Regions from separate parts of the Homo sapiens genome. Here region 1 is linked to region 2. Evidence: read pairs that join two places in POLR2A ChIA-PET (ENCODE). Cell type or tissue: HepG2. All regions are shown on one strand. Each heading gives the region's core, and the rest is flanking DNA. Links, peaks and the distances in the headings are about the cores only. Region 1 overlaps CA5B (carbonic anhydrase 5B). Region 2 overlaps ZRSR2 (zinc finger CCCH-type, RNA binding motif and serine/arginine rich 2).

Region 1 (11,456 bases), core at 4,166-6,665, 57 kb before region 2:
ATGCGGGCAAATCTGAGCTTTCTTCACCCTGCAGTTCTTTCTTCTGGCCTTTTTGTTTTGTGCTCAGCCCTAAAGCTGAAGGAGAGGAACCTCCAAATACAAACCTTGTTGGTTTTCGTGATTCTTGTGGCATTCAATGTTAAATGCTTCTGCCCCGAGGCTTGTGGCAATTGGTTAATATTGATGTCAGTGCCCTTCCCTCCTGTGTATTTTCGCTGGGAAAGTTTGAGAGATAAGGGGAGTTGATGTGTACAACTTAGTTTGAAAAGAACTTGTTCTCTCCTAGCCACTGAAAACCGCGTTGCTTTCTGCTTCCCATTCTTCCTTTACTGATAATCTGGCCATCACTCTGCTGTTTAAAAGTCTTGCTAGAGTATGGAGACAAGTAGTGCTATTTCTGTGGTGAGAGAAGCTGCCCCAGAGCATACCCTTGAATTGTCCCTGCACATCTCTCAGGAGTGGCCACTCTTCTTGGGTATGTTGGAAGTGGAAAACCGTAAAGCTTTCTAGGAATATTTTTTACTGAGGTTTTTTTTTTTTTTTAACCTCAGCATCAGGGTTGGAATTCACTGAAATGCCAAAAGCAGCAAGGGCACCGTTCTCTGTGCCTGTACACACCTGCCCTCTTCTCCCTGGAGCCAGGCAAAAAGCTGCAACCACTCACAATTGGAACGCAGTAAAGGTTGAGTGAATTGTGAGTGAATGAATGAATATGAATATTTGGGAAATTTGACGGAAAGGGGAAAATGCATTTCATCTGATTGGTGGCACTGGGCAATTAATTGCAGCACAAAGAGCAGTTATTAGAAACATATTCTGAAACCTTTGGCTACCACACATTGGGATCATGCTCCCAGGGAAGAAGTGGGTGAGAGGGGGAAGCTGAGCTTTCTCAGTCAAGATATCGCAGCATAATCTCTAATTTAGATTTCAGGGAATTGCAAAAAGGCTTGTTGCCTTTTGAAATCAGGTGGTGATCAAAGGAAGGGTCCATCTGTTGAAAATGAAGGAATTTTTTTCCAATGTAATTGTAACCTTTAGTCAGAGTACATTCTTTTTTTTCTGTCTGTTTTGCCTACATATGAATGGCTTAATCAGGCAGAGTTCAAGCTGCTTGTCATTTAATAAATACAAGATTTATGAATGACTCATTGAGGGCTTTCAAAATCTTTGTTTCCACGCATTTCTAAGTCTGGAAAACAGCTAAGGGGCAGGTTAGCAAAATCCAAGGATATACATAAATCATCAGTGATGGCAAAGAGTATATAACACAGAAAGCTCCCCTGTAGTCCATCGAGCCCAGGGACCCATCTTTATGGACAAACTTATGTACGGACAGATTCTCCCTGAAATACAGTAATGTATGGTATTAGTTGATATGTGCTGTGTTTGCTGGTTAAACATTATTTTTGGTTTCACAAACTTGGGTTTTATGAATGCAGTGAGTAAGTTTAAATAACCAACTCTTAAAAAACTATAACTTCTAATTTAACAGAGAGGATAGACCTTAGGCCTGAACAAAAATAACCTCATGTATTGTTATAGGTATTGCAATCAAGCATTAGCTAAATTGAATTTCTGTTTACTTGGATTTTCCTGGAACCTCCTCACCTGGATCTTCCAAGCTCTGCGCCTTCCTTGATTGCCTTTGACCGTTCTCAGTCTCAGCATCCTTCATGGCTCCTTTTTGTGAGTCTCCCTTGATATACCTGTAACTGCTGGGAGGAGGGGATTCTCTTTCTATCTGTAGCTTCCTGACTGCTCCTGAGCACCAGAGCTGTGTTGCCAACTCTCTCCTAGACCTTTCCTCTCAGCTATCCCATTGACACCTTAAATCCAATATGATTAGAGGGCTGGGCGCCATGGCTCACGCCTGTACGCCTGTAATCCCAGCACTTTGGGAGGCTGAGGCGGGTGGATCGTTTGAGGCCAGGAGTTCGAGACCAGCCTGGACAACATGGCGAAACCCCGTCTCTACCAAAAATACAAAAATTAGCTGGACGTGGTGGTACGCCTGTGGTCCCAGCTACTTGGGAGGCTGAGGTGGGATAATCACTTGAGCGTGGGAGGCGGAGGGTACAGTGAGCCAAGATCGTGCCACTGCACTCCAGCGTGGGTGACAGAGACCCCATCTCGTTCTGTTTTTCTTTTTCTTTTTTTTTTGAGACGGAGTCTCGCCCTGTCACCTAGGCTGGAGTGCAGCGGCACAATCTCGGCTCACTGCAACCTCCGCCTCCTGGGTTCAAGTGATTCTCCTGCCTCAGCCTCCCGAGTAGCTGGGCTTATAGGCTTGCACCACCATGCACGGCTAATTTTTGTACTTTTAGTGGAGATGGGGTTTTGCTATGTTGGCCAGGCTGGTCTGGGACTCCTGCCATCAAGTGATCCACCCTCCTCGGCCTCCTAAAGTGCTGGGATTACAGGCGTGAGCCTCTGCACCTGACCCGGAGACCCTGTCTCAAAAAAAAAAAAAAAAAAAAATCCCATTTGATTAGAGGTATGACCTGCCATCATCTTTCCCTTCCCTGTTTCTCATGACAGGTTTGTGGGGGATTTTGTTTGTTTGTTTTTTTTTGAGACAGTGTCTTGCTGTGTCGCCCAGGCTGGAGTGCAGTGGCACGATCTCAGCTCACTGCAACCTCTGCCTCCTGGGTTCAAGCAATTCTCTGCCTCAGCCTCCCGAGTACAGGCGCCCGCCACCACGCCTGGCTCATTTTTGTATTTTTAGACAAAAATCTCTAGACGAGGTTTCACCATCTTGGCCAGGCTGGTCTGGAACTCCTGACCTCTTGATCCACCCGCCTCGGCCTCCCAAAGTGCTGGGATTACAGATGTGAGCCACTGTGCCCGGCCTAACAAATTCTATTTTTCTGTACAGGGATTCATCCTCGTCTTACTGCTAGCATCACTCCAGCCATTAAATGAGATCTTCCTCCACTTCTTCCTTTTATTCTCCTTTAACTGAGTGACAGACCCTACATTTTAAAAATCACAATGGCTATCTTTGAATACCAAGTACCCTGTCCAACTATACTGTCACTGCCCAGTTCAGTGCTTCATATTCTCTTACTCAGATTATTGGAGTTTCACTTCAAACTCCACATGCTTAAACCTGAGCTACTTATTTCCCACCCAAAACCTGTTTCTCCCACTGTCTCCCCTATCTCAGTTTGTGGTAACTTTATCTTTCCAGTTGTGTAGACCAAGAATCTTCCAGTAATCCTTAACTCCTTTCTTTCACATCTTATGGGCTGTATATTCAAGATATATCAAAATTCAACCACTTCTTACCACCTCCACTGTGACATCTCTGGATTAGTTCAAGCCTTGGATTATCCCTAAAGGGTTTTCCTACTTCTTTCCTACTTCCTGCTTCTTTCCTGTTCCTCCCTGTTTCTACTCCCCAAGGCAATTTTCAACAGGACATGCTGTGATGTTTTTCTGTTTTTTTGGGTTTTTTTTGAGACGGAGTCTCGCTCTGTCACTCTGATGCCAGGCTGGAGTGCGGTGGCGCAATCTCAGCTCACTACAACCTCCACCTCCTGGGTTCAAGCAATTCTCCTGCCTCAGCCTCCCGAGTAGCTGGGATTACAGACGTGCATCACCATACCTGGCTAATTTTTGTATTTTTAGTAGAGTCGTGGTTTCACCATGTTGGCCAGACTGGTCACGAACTCCTGACCTCCAGTGATCCTCTCCTCCCGCCTCGGCCTCCCGAAGTGCTGGAATTACACGCATGAGGCAACACGCCCAGCCTGAGTGATCTTTTAAAAATGTAAATTACTGTATGTAAATGTAAAATGTTACTGCTCTGCTCGGAAACCTCCACTGTCTCCCCTTTTTACTTAGAGCAGTGATTTTCAACCTGTGGTAACCCTATTCCCCTCCCGCAGGGGACATCTGGCAATATCTGTAGATATTTTTTGTTGTAACAACTCTGGTATAGGGTGGAACTGGCATCTATTGGATGCTAGCCAGTACCGATGCTCCTAAACACCCTACAATGCACACAGCATTCCCCCACAACCAAGAGTCATCTGATCAAAAATGTCAACAGTGCCAAGACTGAGAAACCCTAACTTAGAGAAAGAACCCTTGCAGTAGCCCAGAAGTCTTGATCTGTCATCCATTACCTGTGAACCTCATCTCCTACTGCCTTCCTCCTGGTTCACTCTACTCCTGCCATATTGGCCTCCTTACTATCCCTTGAATATGCCAGACATACGCCCACTTCAGGATCTTTGCCCAGGCAGTTCCCCACGCCTGAAATGTCCTTCCTTTAGATAGCCATGTAACTAATTCCCTACCTCCTCCAATCCTTTGCTCAAATTTTATCTTCTCAGCGAGGCCTCCTGTGAACAATATATTTAAAAATATAATACCCTCTCTCAAGTGGCACTCCAAATTCATCTTACCCTGCTCCACTTTTTACTAGACATATTCAAATTGTCTCTACAACTGACTTGTTTATTACATTTGTTGTTTATTACCTGTATCCCCTACTAAAATGTGAGCTCCATAAGGGTAAGGGCTTTGTTCTGTTCCCCAATGAACCTAGAACCATGTTTCATACTTAATAGATGTTCAATTGATATCTTAATGACAAAAAGAATAAAAGAGTGATAGACTGAATGAAGGTTGGTTAAAGGAATCACCTCCTCACTGACTTTCCTGGCTCCACTCACTCCCATCCATCCCGTACTCCATTGTCAGAGTCATCAGAAACCATCACTGCTTTCTCCTGTACCCATGGAATAATATCCAAAAGGCTTCCAGTCTCTTGGAAGTTCATATTCCCCAAATTAATCTCAAATCCTCATCTAGCCCCACCTCCTGCTGCATCCCCTGGGCATCTGCTTGGCCAGTGCATTGACAAATATTAATAGCAGACTTGGAATGATGGGAAGTTCAGAAATACTCTTGGCTTTCTTTCAGAAAAACAGGTTTGAGGTTTGTGGGGTTTTGTTTTTGTTTTGTCTAAAGGAGAAAAAGAAAATCTTCAGAGTCAGGGTCCCCTACAGTGAGATCAGCACCATTCTGGGGCACAGATAGAGGTCCAGACTTTTGGACCACTACAAGCAATCTACCACTGAGTGTGGAGGAGAATGACTGAGAGGGTGAAGGTGAGGATGAAGTCAGGCCCTCTGGAGCCCTCCTGCCCCCTAGCCCTAGAGAGTCAGTCTGGATGTACAGGAGAAACTTCCTCTAGGCCAGGCGTCATTGGCCTCCAGCCTTGGTGTCATGCAGACAGTGTGATTGCAGAATGGAGGGCAGTCCTCAAGGCATGACCATGGCCCTGGCCGTCAGCCCCAGCCTGCCATGCCTCAGTGCTTTCCGGATGGCTCTCTGTGGAGCAGAGTCAAGGGTCATTTCCCAGATGTCTCTGAATGCCATGCTAACAGGCCTCAGACCCACCCCCGACCAACAGCCTCTTGTGCAGGGCCCTGTGCCTTGGCCTCATGTGTGTTCACTCATCTGTTTGTACAGCTCTCCTGGCTGGCGGCCATGCCCTTGGCCTTGTCTTATCACAAGCTTCCCTTTGAAGGCAGAGCCCACACATCCTTTCTGTTGACTTTGCATTGTACTTGCCATCATCTTCCCAAAAATTACTATGTCTCATTCTAACTCGATTGTGAGCAAGAAAGGAGGCCTTTTCCACTTGTTTGCCCACATCCCCCTGATACTGGAATTGTTTATTGAGTAAACCTAAAGTTCTTCCCATTTTGACTCCAATTGTTCTCTTCAGCATTGGGGCCTCATCATCCCCTGCCACCTCCTCATCATCGCGGAAGGTTCCCCTGTCCATCCCTCTGCCTTTGCCTCCCTGTTAAATTGTCTCTCTCCTACAATACATTTTTCAGATGCCACCCTTTCCTGAAACTTAGAGCCCCTGCGCCACATATTCCCATTGCACTAAATCAAGGCCGTCATTGTGTCCAGCTTTGATTAAGAAATTTCTGTTTATGGCCAGGCACGGTGGCTCATGCCTGTAATCCCAGCACTTTAGGGGCCAAGGTGGGCAGATCACCTGAGGTCAGGAGTTCGAGACCAGCCTGGCCAACATGGTGAAACCCCGTCTCTACTAAAAATACAGAAATTAGCCGGGCATGGTGGTGGGTGCCTGTATTCCCAGCTACTCTGGAGGCTGAGGCAGGAGAATTGCTTGAAGCTGGGAGGCGGAGGTTGCAGTGAGCCGAGATCGCACCACTGCACTCCAGCCTGGGTGACAGAGCGTGACTCTGTCTCAAAAAAAAAAAAAAAAAAAGAAAAGAAAAGAAAAGAAAAGAAAAATCTGTTTAATTATACTAAGTAAAATAAGCCAGTCACAGAAGGACAAATACCGTACGATCCCACTTACGTGGGGTATCTAGAATAGGCAAATAAATACACAGAGACAAAGTAAAAGCGAGATTGCCAGGGGCTAAGGGATAGAGGAGGAGTTATTGTTTAGTGAGTACATAGTTTATGTTGGGGATGATGAAATAGTTTTGGGTGCAGATGGTGGTGATGGTTGCACAACATTATGAATGTATTTAATGCCACTGAATTTGTACATTTACAGCTGGTTAAAATGATAACTATTATATATGTTTTATCACAATTTTTAAAAGGTAACAAAAAAAGAAGTATTTGTTTAAATAGTTTTTCTTTGTAGATTGCAAGCTTGTGGGAGTGGGGAAAGAGCATGATCTTTTCATCTTTACACAGCACAGTGCTCGACATGAGATAATCACTCACTGTTCCTTCAGTTCAGGACTGGAAATCAATGGAAAGGAAGAACAGTTAAGGCAAGCTTTCCCCATATCTTTTAGAAGGTTTTGAAATTTCATTTTAATGTCAAATCAGTTTTATCAGAGGGAATCCTGATTAGTTGCAGTTGTTTGTTTGGGGATATTTATTGACTTTAAAAGAAAACAAAAAAATGATACTAAAAGTCGTCCAAAATGACTATTTTCATAGCTTTTTGCATTTATATGATGGGTAGCATTTTAACAAAATCAATTTGAGTAATAATAACTTGTATTTATATAACACTTAGCAGCTTTTTCAAAGAGCTTTCATAGCTTGCACCATTTGAAGCCACAGAAAGCGTCAACTTCTTTTTTTTTTTTTTTTTTTTTTTTTGAGACGGAGTCTCGCTCTGTCACTCTGTCACTCAGGCTGGAGTGCAGTGGTGCAGTGGCATGATCTCGGCTCACTGCAACCTACACCTCCCGGGTTCAAGCGATTCTCTTGCCTCAGCCTCCTGAGTAGCTGGGACTACAGGTGCACGCCACCACGCCCGGCTAATTTTTTGTATTTTTAGTAGAGATGGGGTTTCGCCATGTTGGCCAGGATGGTCTCGATCTCCTGACCTCATGATCCACCAGCCTCAGCTTCCCAAAGTGCTGGGGTTACAGGCGTGAGCCACTGCACCTGGCCAAACTTCTTGTATAGTGTAACTGAGCAACTATTTTTCCTGCTCCTTGGGTTCTAGATTCTTGCATAAATTTAAGGGTGTACTTTAAGCATTAATCTTAACCATTTCAGTTCATATTATTGTAACCACTCAAGGGATTCTTCCTGCCTGCTGCACAAAGAAAGACCACGGGGCATTGTAACCGCCCAGTGGGTTCACATTGCCCGCTGCCTGGACAGAATCGATTTACCAAGACAGGGGAATTGCAATGGAGAAAGAGTAATTCACATAGAGCCAACTGTGTGGGAGACCAGAGTTTTATTATTAAATCAGTCTCCCCGAGCATCCAGGGATCAGTTTTTAAAGATAATTTCGCGGGTAAGGGCTTGAGAAGTGGGGAGTGCTGATTGCTCAGGTTGGAGATGGAATCATAGGGGGTTGAAGTGAGGTTTTCTTGCTGTCTTTTGTTCCTGGGTAGGATGGCAGAACTGGTTGAGCCAGATTACGGGTCTGGGTGGTGTCAGCTGATCCATCAAGTGCAGGGTCTGCAAAATATCTCAAGCGCTGATCTTAGGTTTTACAATAGTGATGTTATCCCAAGGAGCAATTTGGGGAGGTTCAGACTCTGAGCCAGAGGCTGCACAACCCCTAAACTATAATTTCTAACCACTAGCTAAGTTGTTAGTCCTGCAGAGGCAGACTCGTCCCCAGGCAAGAAGGGGGTCTTTTTGGGAAAGGGCTGCTATCAATTTTGTTTCAGAGTCACACCATGAACTGAATTCTTTCCCAAAGTTAGTTCAGCCTATGTCCAGGAATGAACAAAGACAGCCTAAAGGTTAGAAGCAAGATGGAGTTGATTAGGTCTGATTTTATTCACTGTCATAATTTCCTCAGTTATAATTTTGCAAAGGCGGTTTCAGCATTGTAGTAAAGAAAGAGTTTAAGTAGACACGAGGCTGGCCACACCATGTGGGAGATGGAATTAGTACTGAAATAATCTCCTCCAAAGCTCATAGGTTACGGGTTTTTCAAAGGCAGTTTAGGGGAATGGGTGGAGGTGGCTAGGCTTGCTGCTGATTGTTTGAGGAGGAGATGAGATCAAAGTGTCCTTTGATTTCAAAAATACAATGAGGGATAAGTTGATAGGATGTCTGGGAATTTGCTTCAAAATAAGCTGGGGAGGAAAAATGGCAGGAGGGGGGGTAGAAGATGTATAAATAAAACTTGATTGGCCATGAACAGACAATTGTTGAAATGGAATATTGGGTACATGGGTGGTTTTATTATAGTGTTCTCACTATACTTGTATAAAATTTAAGTTTTCCATAATAAAGTTTTTCTTTGTTAAGAAAAACAAAGCAGAGTGAGATTCTAAATTGAAGTTGCCAATGGCCTATTGTTCTTTAAGTCTGCTCAGTTAATTCAGTTAAGGAAGTTATTTGAAAACAGGGTGCTAATGACGCGGCTTTGTTTTCTGGGGTAAATACCCTGGGTTCGGTGTCTCACACGGAGAAGATTAACGACAGGGACACACACGTGGAGTTCAGGAGAGGAAAGTTTAATAGGCAGAAGAAAGGAGAGAGGAGAGCAGCTCTTTCTCTTGCGAGAGGAGAGCAGCTCTCTCTCTTGCAAGAGAGGCGTCCAAAAATGGGACAAGTGGCGGACTGCAGCAGATTTTATAGGCAGGCTTGAGGAGGCGGTGTCTGATTTACATAGGGGCCACAGATTGGTTCGACCAGGTGTGACATTTACATAGCACGCAGGAAGGCTGGTCGCCCCACCCTAATCTTATTTTGCAAAGGGGCTTTCTACTTGGCCAGTGCCATCTTGTCTGCTCCTTACTGTACACTTAGCTGGCAAAGGGAAGATGAAGCCGCCATTTGGAACATGCCTAGTCCTATGTAGTATTTTTCTATTGGCACAACTGCCAGCATTCACCTGTGCAAGCTTCCAGCTTGCTTGTCTATGTCTGCAGCTCAATTTTACAGGCTGCTCTTTGTTAGGAAAGAAAATGATTTGGGGGCTGCTTTTTATTAAAAGGAAAACCTTACTGAGGACTCCCATATCCTCACTATCTGCCTAAGTAATTTCTTCTTAACTCCTATATCACTATTATTTAGCTCAAGGCACCATCAAGATAATCCCTTGAAAGTTGATTACCAGTCCATGTTTGATATCCTGAGTCAAACATTTGCATCTCTTAAATAAGGTGCATTTTGACATACATGCTCCGTTCAAAAATGTATATACACAAACACACACATAAAACTATAAGCAGGCCAGATGCAGTGGCTCACACCTGTTATCCCAGCACTTTGCGAGGCCATTAAGCAGGAGGATTGCTTGAGTCCAGGAGTTTGAGACCAGCCCAGGTAATATAGTGAGAACCCCCCCCCCCGCCCCCGCCAACCCCCATCTCTAAAAAAAATAAAGTTAGCCAGGGATGGTCGGGCACAGTGGCTCACACCTGTAATCCCAGCACTTTGGGAGGCTTGAGGTGGGAGGATCACTTGAGATCAGGGATTCAAGAACAGCCTGGCCAACATGGTAAAACCCTATCTCTATGAAAAATACAAAAAAGAGCCTCTGCACAGGTCGGAGGGAAAGAAAGGAGTTGGAAGATCTGAAGCCCACGTAGCTGGTGGGCAGGCAGGAGTGCAAATGGATGTGAGGCCGAGATCTTAGCAGGCCCAGAGCACATGGCCTTGCAGCCACACCACAGTCATGGTTGCACAAAGGATGTCCTGAACATCTGTTTGAATGTGTCTCAAGTACTCAGACTAAACACTTCTAAATCTGTAGTGGAATGAATGTGTAACCAAGAAGAATTGATTTTTTTTTTTTCAAAATTTCAGAATGGAATAGGGATAGTTTTCAGGGAAAATGGATGAAGCAGTATTGTGGTGGGGAAAGTGTTCAAAGTTAATATTACCATAACTTCAGAACACCATAGTGAATACCTTGGAAAGCATCATCTTCATCTTCTGAGACTTTGACTGTGACCATGTGAAAGGTAGAGAGAGAATTCAGGATTAACTTTGTCTGTTTTCCCATGTTCAAGGGCCATTGTGTTACACCTAAAATTGGCAAAGAGTCATAGATTATATTTAAGCTCAGATTTCAAAACTGTCCATGACTATTTTGGCAGGATGTATCTTGGGTTTTTTGTTTTGTTTTTGTTTTTGTTTTTTTGTTGTTGTTGTTTTGTATGCAATCTAGATGCAGATGTTTGTTTTTAGTCAGCCTGGAGGGAGCTTTAATGTTGGGGTTCTTCGTACATGTAAATACCATGCTGGATAATTAATTGGGATTTCCTGGAGCAATTTTTTTTTTTTTAAGAAACTGTACTGTAAACAGTTTTTCATTCTTGTGGATAAAGAGAAGCTTTTCTCTGGATTTCTAATATTCGCCAACCCTGAGGGAAAGGCAAAGCATGTGAGTCAGTCCTCAGGACCCTCCCTGCCCTCCACTGAGGGGACCAATGAGTTTGAGGAACAAGAGTGGATAAACCGTTGACTCTCATCTGCCCTCCCTCCCTCCACCTCAGGGTGTGTACTGCTAGTCTGAATATTGTCCTGCTTAGAGGTTTCTCCATCATCTTAAGTTTCTGTTGTTTACAGCTTTCCCTCCTCTGCCCTCATCCCTCTAGATTATTAAGTTCCTGCAACTTAACTGGGAACTGATCAAGATTTCAAGCTAAAGATGGTGGTGATGAACAGCCTGAGGGTCATTCTTCAAGCCTCTCCAGGCAAATTGCTGTGGAGAAAGTTCCAGATTCCGAGATTCATGCCAGCGAGGCCCTGCAGCCTCTATACTTGTACTTACAAAACCCGGAACCGAGCCTGTGAGTACACCACTTCCTTAAAGAGAACAAAAAGGGCTCCAGCCTGAGTGACAGAGTGAAATCTCATCTCTTAGAAAAAAAGAGAAAAGAAAAGAGGGAGCAAGTGTGCAAGAGCAAAAATACTCATCTTTATAATAATCACACATGTTAAACATTTGTAGCTATGCTGTCTTTGGCTTTCCAGTGTAGGATTATATGCCTTATGAACTGTGA
Region 2 (11,456 bases), core at 3,703-6,202:
TACCATTTTGTAGTAAACACAGTGAAAAATACGCCAGAGATCACTTCTTACTGCCATACACAATTTACTGAAGAGATGAACTGCTCATGCAGAGATGAGTAGTGTCACAAGGTGTTTTAAGTGAATACTCATAGTATTTGAGCTCACTGCAATAGCAGCAGGAGGTGGCTATGAAATTATTGCAGTAGTGCAGTGTGTACTACAGTTAATTTTTTTCTTCCTTCTGTACCTCATTGGATGCGTTTTTTTCCTTGTTTTGTACTACAGTTAATTTCATGCAGTTATGATTTAATACTGCATATTTATGTTTGTTTACATTTTTCTCAACTGTGAATGTGCCATATATGGTCTATAAATATAAGTTTTGATAAATTTTAACTTTAAAAAAAGTTGTCAATGATTATGTTGTAGCACAACTTTTATAGTAATATTCAAGGAAAAATGTTTGAGACCGAACTTCTCTGTCTTAGAATGGAATGAAGTCAGAGATCATTTTGTTTCAAATCGTTTTTTTTTTTTTTTTTTTTTTTTTTTGAGACAGAGTCTCGCTCTGTCGCCCAGGCTAGGGTGCAGTGGTGCAATTTCGGCTCACTGCAACCTCTGCTTCCCAGTTTCAAGCAATTCTCCTGCCTCAGCTTCCTGAGTAGCTGGGATTACAGGCGTGCACCACCACACCTGGCTAATTTTTTTATTTTTAGTAGAGATGGGGTTTCGCCATGTTGGCCAGGCTGGTCTCGATCTCCTGACCTCAAGTAATCCGTCCACCTCGGCCTCCGAAAGTGCTAGGATTACAGGCATGAGCCACCGCTCCCTGGCCTGTTTCAAATGCTTTAAGCAAGGAAACAATAAAACACTTAACTTATATTGTAACAGTATCTGTATATGTGCTGCTCAAGCCAGCACAATATTGCTTAACAGTATCTGCATTAACTTTTTTTTTTTTTTTTTTTGAGACGGTGTTTTGCTCTTGTTTCCCAGGCTGGAGTGCAGTGGCGCGATCTTGACTCACTGCAACCTCCACCTCCCGGGTTCAAGCAATTCTCCTCCCTCAGCCTCCCGAGTAGCTGGGATTACGGGGGGCTGCCACCACGCCCGGCTAATTTTTGTATTTTTAGTAGAGATGGGGTTCACCATGTTGGCCAGGCTGGTCTCGAACTCCTGACCTCAGGTGATCCGCCCGCCTTGGCCTCCCAAAGTGCTGGGATTCCAGGCATGAGCCACCACGCCCAGCTCTGCATTAACGTTTTATAATAGATTTATATTTATGGTAGCAAATGATAAAATAGACTAGTATGTACATATATTTTATGCATTCATGACATACCTTTTTCTTAATTTTTTTCAGTGTTTCTAGGCCATGCCACTTACCTATTTTTTTTTTCAAATTGTTGCAAATATCCCCTAAATGTTCCAGTGTGTTTACTGAAAAAAAATCTGTATTTAAATAGACCAAGGTGGTTCAAACCTGTGTTGTTCAAGGGTCAGCTGTATTGTATGTATATGTATTGCATATGTCCGATTGTACACGTGGGGAAAATGCTGTACCCAGAACTGTTAGCAATCACTTCTGTGGAGTATATGAGCTTGGTTTCGAGGTGATGGGGAGTTGAGTGAGTCAGTCAACAGGTGTTTGTGAGTGTCAGCTGTGTCTATGCCCTGTCTAATCTATGGCATACCTCTGCAAGTAGTCAGGCCATATCCTCTGTGCCAGGTTCTCTGGCGCTTTAAGTACATTAGATCATTTAATTATCTGAACAATTAGATACTATTTTATATGATTGAGAACTTATTCTACATTTGTTGCCCATTTTAATTCCAGCTGCTGAAATAATAAAGTTTACTTACTTAAGAAAAGTAAATTATTGTAATTATCTAAGACTGGATGAGCCTTCAGTTAGAACTGTACTCAACACATGTGACAAACAGACTCTTTTTTCTTTAAGCCTGACATCTGTAACATTTCTTTAAGATTATTTCAGTCTTCCATTTCTCTTCCACTTTCACTGATTTTTTTCCCAAATTTTGAATGGGAGAGGATGTAAATGTCTATTCTATTAAAAGTTGTTTTTTCATGTTTTTATTTGGGAAATGTTCTAATCTACAGAAAGTTGAAAAAAAGAGCACAATAAATATCCATGAACCCTTCAGCAAGATTTGCCAGTTGTTAAAGTTTGGCCTTTCTTTCTTTTTCTCTATTTAAAGAGATACATACATAGAACATTTTTTCTGAACCTTTTGGATGGCAGTTGCAGATAGCAGCACCTCACCCCTAAATTCTTCAGCTTGCAACTCCTAAGAATAAGGACATTCTCCCGCAGAACCACAATACCAAACTTGCACCTGAGTACATGAGCAAGTAATTCAATGGTATCATATACAGGCCATATTTAAACTTCCCCAAACCAGGATTGATTGTTTTGAAAAACTCAAGCCAGTTATCTTGTGGAATGCCCTGTATTCTGGATTGTTCTGTCTTCTCATGATTAACTTCAGGTAACAACACTCTTTAGAACAAAGGATTACAGAGCAGATGTTGTAAACTTCTTATTGCATACATCATGAGACCTTTCACATCAGGTTGTTGCACTCCCGGTGATGCTAACTGTGGTTAAGGTGTTACCCACCCAGGGCCGGACATGCTGGCTCATGCCTGTAATCCCAGCACTTTGGGAGGCCGAGGCAGGCGGATCACGAGGTCAGGAGATTGAGACCATCCTGGCCAATGTGGTGAAACCCCGTCTCCACTAAAAATACAAAAATTAGCTGGGCATGGTGGCGCGCGCCTGTAGTCCCAGCTACTTGGGAAGCTGAGGCAGGAGAATCGCTTGAACCCAGGAGGCGGAGGTTGCAGTGAGCCAAGATCGCGCCATTGCACTCCAGCCTGGCGACAGAGCAAGACTCCCGTCTCAAAAAAAAAAAAAAAAAGTGTCCAGATCGCTCCATTGGAAAGCATTGCATTTTTTCTTTTCTAATTAGTCCTCATGTCTGGGGTGATATGTTGAGATAGTGTGAATATACTCTTCCTAGCAAGCTTTCATTCGATGTTTTTAATGTCTTTGTCTAAATTTTTACAGTGGGGGTTGCAAAAGTGATGATTTTTCTACTTAAGTTTTTCTCCATTTTTTAGTTACCATTCTTCTGTGAAGATGGATGTTCCCTTCCACACCCCCACCACCTTTTTTTTTTTTTTTTTTGAGATGGAGTTTCACTCTTGTCGCCCAGGCTGTAGTGCAATGGCACGATCTTGGCTCACTGAAACCTCCACCTCCTGGGTTCAAGTGATTCTCCTGCCTCAGCTTCCCGAGTAGCTGGGATTACAGGTGCCTGCCACCATGCCAAGCTAATTTCCTTTTTAAGTATAATTGTGGAACCATTGATTAATTTTTAAATGTAATGTGCTATCTGCCACCCCTATTGTCCTTTTTGATGCTTGTGTTGTACCAAAGAAGGTTGATCAGAGACCTTTTTGTTAGAAAGTTTAAGAAAAAGATTTTTACCATAATTTTATACATTAAAGATTACATGTATTTTTTTCCTGAATTTTTGACCAAGGATTTGCAGCACTCAGTTTAATAAAACATTTAAATTCCCTAGGACTCTCACAGAAGGAGGAAGAGGAGGACACTTTTATTGAAGAACAACAACTAGAAGAAGAGAAGCTATTGGAAAGAGAGAGGTCAGTGCTAATTGAAACACTTAAAGTGAATGAAGTTATTTTATTGGAATATTATCAACCTTTACTAACCAGTACCAGTCTTCTGTATAAAATCTTGTACCAAATAGGTCTTATAAAATATCCTGTATAAAGTATTTAAATCTGTAGTTGATGGGCTAAAACTAGATGTTATTTTTTTTAAAAATGGAAGTACTTTTCTTCTGTTTTTGCTAATTTATAATTTTTTTTCTTTCTTTTTTTTTTTTTTTTTTTTAGACGGAGTCTCGCTCTGTTGCCAGGCTGGAGTGCAGTGGCATGATCTCAGCTCACTGCAATCTCCGCCTCCCGGGTTCAAGCGATTCTCCTGCCTCAGCCTTCCGAGTAGCTGGGACAACAGGTGTGCACCACCACACCCAGCTAATTTTTGTATTTTTAGTAGAGACAGGGTTTCACCATGTCGGCCAGGGTGGTCTTGATCTCTTGTGATCAAGTGATCCGCCTGCCTCAGCCTCCCAAAGTGCTGGGATTATAGGCATGAGCCACTGCGCCTGACCTGTAATTGTTTTTGAAAACAGAAAAAAAACAAAAAAAATTAACAAATGTAAAAAGGGAAAAGACTTTAATAATTGCAACACACCCAAAGATAGCCACTGTTAAGAAAGAGAAAAAGAAAGTGTAAATGTACTTTACGTGTGTCTTTCTATAATGGCATGATATTTATACATATTTTTCTATAAATTGCTTTCTTGCTAAATATATAGTGCATTTATTTCAGTACTGATGCAGGGATCTAATTCAGCCATTTCAGTGGCAATACAGTACCCACTGTACAGATGTAGCATAATTTATTTGCTATTCATAGTTTATTCATTTATAATTTATAGTTCTCTACTGATGGACTTTCAGGTTATATTGGTTTTTCACTCATATGTAAAAAGTTGCAGTAAGCATCCATGCTTATATATCCTTGGTAATTGTCCAGTTATTTCCTTAAGAACATGACTAAAAATGAGATTGTTGGAATCAAATCATAAGTCCATGTAAAATGTAGATGGCCAGGTAGAAAGGGCTTCCTGGTTTGCAGTTTGCAGCCCTTCTGGCAGTGAATGTAGGGGCCCATCTCCCCATACCTTCACTCATACTAGGCATTATCAGTTTATAAAACTATAATGAAACTGTTTCAAATGCACATTTCTGAATTAGGTAGAGTATCTTTTTATATGTTTTATTACCTATTTGTAGATTGCTCAAGTCTCACACCTTTCTCTTTTGGGATACATGTTTTTTTAAAATTTGTTTTTGTTTTGTTTTGTTTGAGACGGACTCTCGTTCTGTCACCAGGCTGGAGTGCAGTGGTGTGATCTCCGCTCACCGCAACCTCCACCTCCCAGGTTCACACGATTCTCCTGCCTCAGCCTCCCGAGTAGCCGGGATTACAGGCACGCACCGCCACACCCAGTTAATTTTTTTTTGTACTTTTAGTAGAGATGGGGTTTCACCATGTTGGCCAGGATGGTCTCGATCTCTTGACCTCATGATCTGCCCGCCTCGGCCTCACAAAGTGCTGAGATTACAGGTGTGAGCCACCGCGCTCAGCCGAAATTTCTTAATGTCTCTAAGCTTCTATTTCCTTGTCTGTAATATGGAGATAAAGTCAATCACAGTATCCACCTCACAGAATTGTGAAGATTAAAGGAGGTGATGGATGTATAGTGTTTAACACAGTGTCAGCAGATGAGAGGTGCTGTGATAGCTCTAGTTCTTATTATTATAGATTTCTGTTATGATGAAGACAATAGATACGGTATGAAATAAGAGAGTAATTTTTTTCCTGTTTATTTGAAATGCTTCTTTTAAATCACATACATGTATCTTTGTGCTCCTTAGATCTTTATTTCTTTATGAGTTGCATACTATTATTGAAAAGCAAGAAAATTATGTAAAAATACTGTATGACTTTATGTCCTATTTCAAAGCAGATGTATATTCAAGTTATTAAATTTTAAAATTTTTAACATTTTACTTTCTTGTGGTCTTAATTTATATATCATTTGGTTCATTTATATACAATTATATGTTTTTCAAAAGATTTGTAAATCAGAGTTGTGCCCACTGAAACATCTATATGGTACCCTCACACATGGCATAGGAACACTGATAGATGCAATGTGCCAGCCTCTGCCATGGCTAAAAGATGTGTTCCTGGAATCTGTATTTGGAAATGTAATATATTTTATTTAAAATTGTGGTTAGGTCCCCAGACTAGACATAAAACTTTACTGAACTCCTAATACTGCTGAAGTAATATAGAACAGTTTCTCATATTTAATTTCCCTTTTATAAATTCAGTGGAAGAATGAATTTGAGGTTCTACACACCTAATTGGCAGGTAGACTTTGGCAATCTAACCCCCTCTTTATATTAGAAATTTGTGATATTGGATGTCTGAGACACTTGCCACTTTAAGGTAATACCACTCATTATAATTGGTCATATAAAAAATAGACTAGACACTCACTAATTTATTTTTATTTTTTCATTTTTTGAGACGAAGTCTCGCTCTGTCACCCAGGCTGGAGTGCAGTGGCATGATCTCGGCTCATTGCAAACTCCGCCTCCCAGATTCAAGCGATTCTCCTGCCTCAGCCTCCCAAGTAGCTGGGATTATAGGCGGCTGCCACCACGCCTGGCTAATTTTTGTATTTTTAGTAGAGATGGGGTTCACCATGTTGGCCAGCCTGGTCTCAAATTCCTGACCTCAGGTGATCCGCCCGCCTCAGCCTCCCAAAGTGCTGGATTACAGGTGCGAGCCATTGCGCCCGGCCCTCACTAATTTATTTTTATAACTCCATTTCTTAAAACCTGTAGCTTTATTTTAAAAACATGATTACAATGTACTTTTATTTTCCTTCTTTTGGCTGTTTAGGTGTTTGGAGGCAAACCACAGGAGTCTCTTAACTGTGTGTAGTAGTAGTCCAAAGGTTTATGGCAAAGGATACTGGGTTTTCAGCGTGCTGCCATCATGGAATTGCTACTTTTAAGAATAGGGGCTGGGTGCAGTGGCTCACACATGTAATCCCAGCACTTTGGGAGGCCGAGGCAGGTGGATCACTTGAGGTCAGGAGTTCGAGACCAGCCTGGCCAACATGATGAAACGCTGTCTGTACTAAAAATACAAAAATTAGCCTTGCGTGGTGGTGGGCACCTGTAATCCCAGCTACTCGGGAGGCTGAGGCAGGAGAATCACTTGAACCCGGGAGGCAGAGGTTGCAGTGAGCCAAGATCATGCCACTGCACTCCAGCCTGGGCAACAGAGTAATACTCTGTCTCAAAATAAATAAATAAATAAAAATAAATGCATAGAATAGGAAGGGAAATGCTTTCTGAATATGAAAAGGTAGATGCTGCTTTGAAACTTGCTACCCATTTTATTGTCACCTAAACATCACTGTGATCAGTCTAGAGGGAAAGTCATAGTGTCCTTTTTTCTGTAAAGTATGTCACAGCCATATATACCTATGAAATGTAAGAGAGATTTTAAGTTATTACCCATTAGGAAGATAGTTGCTGACACGTGGTGCTTTTCCAAAAGCTCTGCTCTTCTCGTTCTCTTACACCCACTTGACTGCTTTAATAGAAAATAGCTTTCGTGATATTTGAATCAGTCCCAAAATGTGTCATTTTGCTCTCGTGTGTGTGTGTATTTGTGGATTAATGCCCATTTCTTTTATCTGATTACATCATTATACTGATAGGCAAAGATTACATGAGGAGTGGTTGCTAAGAGAGCAGAAGGCACAAGAAGAATTCAGAATAAAGAAGGAAAAGGAAGAGGCGGCTAAAAAACGGCAAGAAGAACAAGAGGTATGGTAGGAATCACGTAACTAGTGAACAAACTGATTACTTCACCATAATAACTCTCATGAAGAGTTGCCTATCTTGGGAGGTTGGAGTGAGCTGAGATCACGCCATTGCACTCCAGCCTGGGCAGCAAGAGCGGAACTCCATCTCAAAAAGAAAAAAAAAAAAGAGTTGCCTATCTTGAACTTAAAAAAAAAAAACAAAAAACTGATCTTATTCAGTTTGCCAGTGTTTTAAGTTTTTCATCTATGTGCGCTGTATGTGAAATGTTTTTAAAAAGTGACTGAAACAAAGTTACTTTTTCTTCCCCTTTAAAGAGAAAGTTAAAGGAACAATGGGAAGAACAGCAGAGGAAAGAGAGAGAAGAGGAGGAGCAGAAACGACAGGAGAAGAAAGAAAAAGAGGTGATTCCTGTCATGGGATGTGCTGTGTGATGAGTTTGAAGAATAATCAGTAGGCATGTCAGAGTTTGGGTTTTTTTTTTCTCTTTTTCTTGTCATTTCATTGTTTGTTTGGAAAGAATCATATTTCAGTTTAGACATAACACCAGAGTTCCCTTCTGATGCTCTTCTTCGGGTCCGTGCAGTGGCAGATTCCTTAAAGTTTTCTTCAGCTTTACCCTATTTACCCTTTATACTGGGCATTGGCAAATGTTGTAAAGGGCCAGATGGTAAATATTTTAGGCTTTATGGTTTGGTCTCTGTGGCAAACATCCAACTCTGCCAGTGTACCCTGAAAGCAGCCATCGATAATATGTAGATGAATGGGTATGGCTGTGTTCCAGGAAAGCTTTATTTACAAAACAGGCAGCTAGCCCTTGCTTTATAGCAAGTTATGTTCTTCTGAGGTTCTGCTGTATATGAGTTGACTTCTTTAGAGAATAATACTTTGTTTTGTTTCCACATTTATTTAGGTCATAAGAGAACTGCTTATGACATGTCAGCAAGAATTAGAGGATTTAAAGAAATCAGGAACTCAAATATTGAGGAACTAGGAAACAGTTTTTGTTATTTGTATTAAATCTTGACTTCCTCTTCCACTTAGGCTATGAAGATAATTGTAGCTAACACACAGTTGCTTATTTAAAAAAAAAAAAAAATCTGTGAGGCATATGTGTGTATGTATCTTCTCTATCTTCCAGGATTCTTTTTTAAGGATTGATTTGGTATGTTTTGCTGCTATTCCTTGACAGTATATTTATTTCAGAGGTATCACAGCTCATCTTCCCTTGACTGATTCATCAGGATTTGTCTTTTTTGTAATACAGCTAAATTTAAATAGCATAAAATTGGATAATCACCTTATAATTGGGAAAAATGCATGTGTCTTCATTGTAGTCAATATGGGGCAGAAGCAGCCTCCACGATCTTTGTTTTTTGTATCTTAGGCCATCAGTTAATTTCAGTGCAGATTTTAAACACCTTTATTTGAGCACTTCTTTCCAGATGAGGCAAGTTCATGCTAGGTTTTTAGGGGGCAGAAAAATTGTTTGGAACTTGTCATTTTTTTATAGAGAGGAATTAATTCCCATTTTAACAGTAGAGTGTTCCTCAACTGAGGTCTTTCAGGAATTCAGTAACAGCTAAGGCCTCTTTTGAATGCTTTTGTTTCAGAGGAAATCTGTGAGACTTCAAGGAGAAATGAGGGAAATGAAATAGATTCTAAGCTTATAAAAAAGAATCAGCAGTATGTGTTCCTGCTGTATGCTAGACACTTCGCTAGCGGACAGAGACAGAGCAGTGAAAGACACAGTCTTTGCTCTCATTGAGCTAGTTTTTTATATGGGAGTGTGAGATGATAAGCAAAACAGATCATTCAAAATGTGATCATATTAAGTGCTATAAAGAAATAAAGCAGGCCAGGCGTGGTGGCTCACGCCTGTAATCCCAGCACTTTGGGAGGCTGAGGCGAGAGGATCACGAGGTCAGGAGTTCGAGGCCAGCCTGGTCAACATGGTGAAACCCCGTCTGTACTAAAAATACAAAAAATTAGCCAGGCGTGGTGATGGGCGCCTGTAGTCCCAGCTACTCAGGAGTCTGAGGCAGAAGAATCACTTGAACCGGGAGGCAGAGGTTTCAGTGAGCCAAGCTTGAGCCACTGCACTCCAACCTGGGCAATAGAACTAGACTTCGTCTCAAAAAAAAAAAAAAAAAAAGAAAGAAATAAAGCAGAGTGATGTGATAGAGTAATGAGAATAGAGTTGTGCTTCTATAGATTGCCTGCTCAAGGAAATTTCTGAGGAGGTGATGTTTGAGCTGACACCTGAGTGGAGAGATCTCAGCAAGAAGAAGCCTGAAGCTTGAAGGCTGAAAAAAGGCCAGGGAACCTGAAATCTAGAGTCCAAAGGAGAGAAGGGCAGTGGAGGAGGTTGCTGAGGGAGAGGGGGCAGTGGAGGAGGTTGCTGAGGGAGAGGGGGCAGTGGAGGAGGTTGCTGAGGGAGAGGGGGCAGTGGAGGAGGTTGCTGAGGGAGAAGGGGCAGTGGAGGGTAAGCAGAGTCAGATCATGTAGGGCTTCCTGGATTTGAAGGAGGAGTTTGGATTTTATGTTTCCTATAATGGGAAGCCATTGAAGGGGTTTAAGCAGGGAATGACTCTGTCTCATTTATATCTGTACCTTTTAACAGATCATTCATTTAAAAAAAAAATTTTTTTGAGATGGAGTCTCATGCTGTCGCCCAGGCTGGAGTGCAGTGGCGTGATCTCTGCTTACTGCAACCTCTGCCTCCTGGGTTCAAGCAATTCATATGCCTCAGCCCCCCGAGTAGCTGGGATTACAGGTGCCTGCTACCACGCCCAGCTAATTTTTGTATTTTTAGTAGAGACAGGGTTTCACCATGTTGGCCAGGCTGGTCTCGAGCTCCTGACCTCCAGGGATCCACCCGCCTCGGCCTCCCAAAGTGCTCGTGTGAACCACTGCACCAGACTTTTTTAACAGATCATTTTTACTTTACTGAAACCTCTGCCTCCCGGGTTCAAGCGATTCTTCTGCCTCAGCCTCCTGAGTAGCTGGGACTACAGGCGCCCATCACCACACCCGGCTAATTTTTTGTGTTTTTAGTACAGACAGGGTTTCACCATGTTGACCAGAGGACAAGGAGAGAGAGAGGAATTCAAGTCATATTTTTAGGTTTTTAGTTTGAATAGACAGATAGACTGGCAACACTATTCACTGAGGGAGCATTCAGGTGGATGTGGGCCAGGGAGTGTAGAGGACAAGAGTTCTGTTTTGAGCACCACAAATAAGCAACTAGACATACGAGTCTTATGTAATGCTTTAAGGGGCTAGGGAAGATAAGACTGTCTGTTAAACATAGGTACAACTTGTTCAAATGCCAATTAGGTAGAAATTTACTGGCATATTGCAGAACCTCCTTTGCCTTATTAAAAAGTTAGAATTTTCTCCTAAATGCTAATTACCACTGGTCATGTCATATTTTAGCTTCTGCTAAATGTTTATGATTTCATCTAGCATTGTTTTTTGGGTTTTTTCGTTTGTTTGTTTGTTCGTTTTTTTTTAGACAGAGTCTTGCTCTGTCGCCTAGGCTGGAGTGCAGTGGCGTCATCTCGGCTCACTGCAACCTCTGCCTCCTGGGTTCAAGCGATTCTCCTGTCTCAGCCTCCCAAGTAGCTGGGATTACAGGCACGTGCCACCACACCTGGCTAATTTTTGTATTTTTAGTAGTGACGGGGTTTCACCGTCTTGGCCAGGCTGGTCTAGAACTCCTGACCTCAAGTGATCCACCCGCCTCAGCCTCCCAAAGTGCTAGGATTATAGGTGTGAGCCACCATGCCCGGCCTAGCATTGTGTTTTATATTCACTAATACCCCCTTTTACGAACTAGGACATGGTATATATACTCAAATATACTAAGTATTACTATTATTGAAACTATTATAAGACTATTTTAAATATTTTGCAATGTGATCTGGTAAATTTTCTA

What was found. Peaks named below come from ENCODE experiments on the same cell type or tissue, not always from the same donor. Only the 100,000 strongest peaks of a DNase experiment are listed, where the experiment ranks them.
Region 1: POLR2A ChIA-PET joins it to region 2 with 8 read pairs; 12 of 35 experiments call an interaction of 5 or more read pairs at or near these places.

Annotation. Positions count from the first base shown.
Region 1 is chrX:15,738,923-15,750,378 of GRCh38, forward strand. CA5B (carbonic anhydrase 5B) reads left to right here. Exons shown (of 8, transcript NM_007220.4): 2 at 11,049-11,243. The coding sequence starts at 11,102. It overlaps CA5BP1-CA5B (CA5BP1-CA5B readthrough), which reads left to right. Exons shown (of 12, transcript NR_160544.1): 5 at 11,049-11,243. Among named protein-coding and RNA genes, the nearest start is that of CA5B, 6.4 kb to the left of the region's middle. RefSeq lists an enhancer at 8,248-9,109. In HepG2, for the core only: no CTCF peak of the experiment used is centred there; DNase peaks (open chromatin) are centred at 5,519 and 6,439.
Region 2 is chrX:15,796,278-15,807,733 of GRCh38, forward strand. ZRSR2 (zinc finger CCCH-type, RNA binding motif and serine/arginine rich 2) reads left to right here. Exons shown (of 11, transcript NM_005089.4): 3 at 3,595-3,676; 4 at 7,411-7,519; 5 at 7,834-7,920. Among named protein-coding and RNA genes, the nearest start is that of ZRSR2, 12 kb to the left of the region's middle. In HepG2, for the core only: no CTCF peak of the experiment used is centred there; no DNase peak of the experiment used is centred there.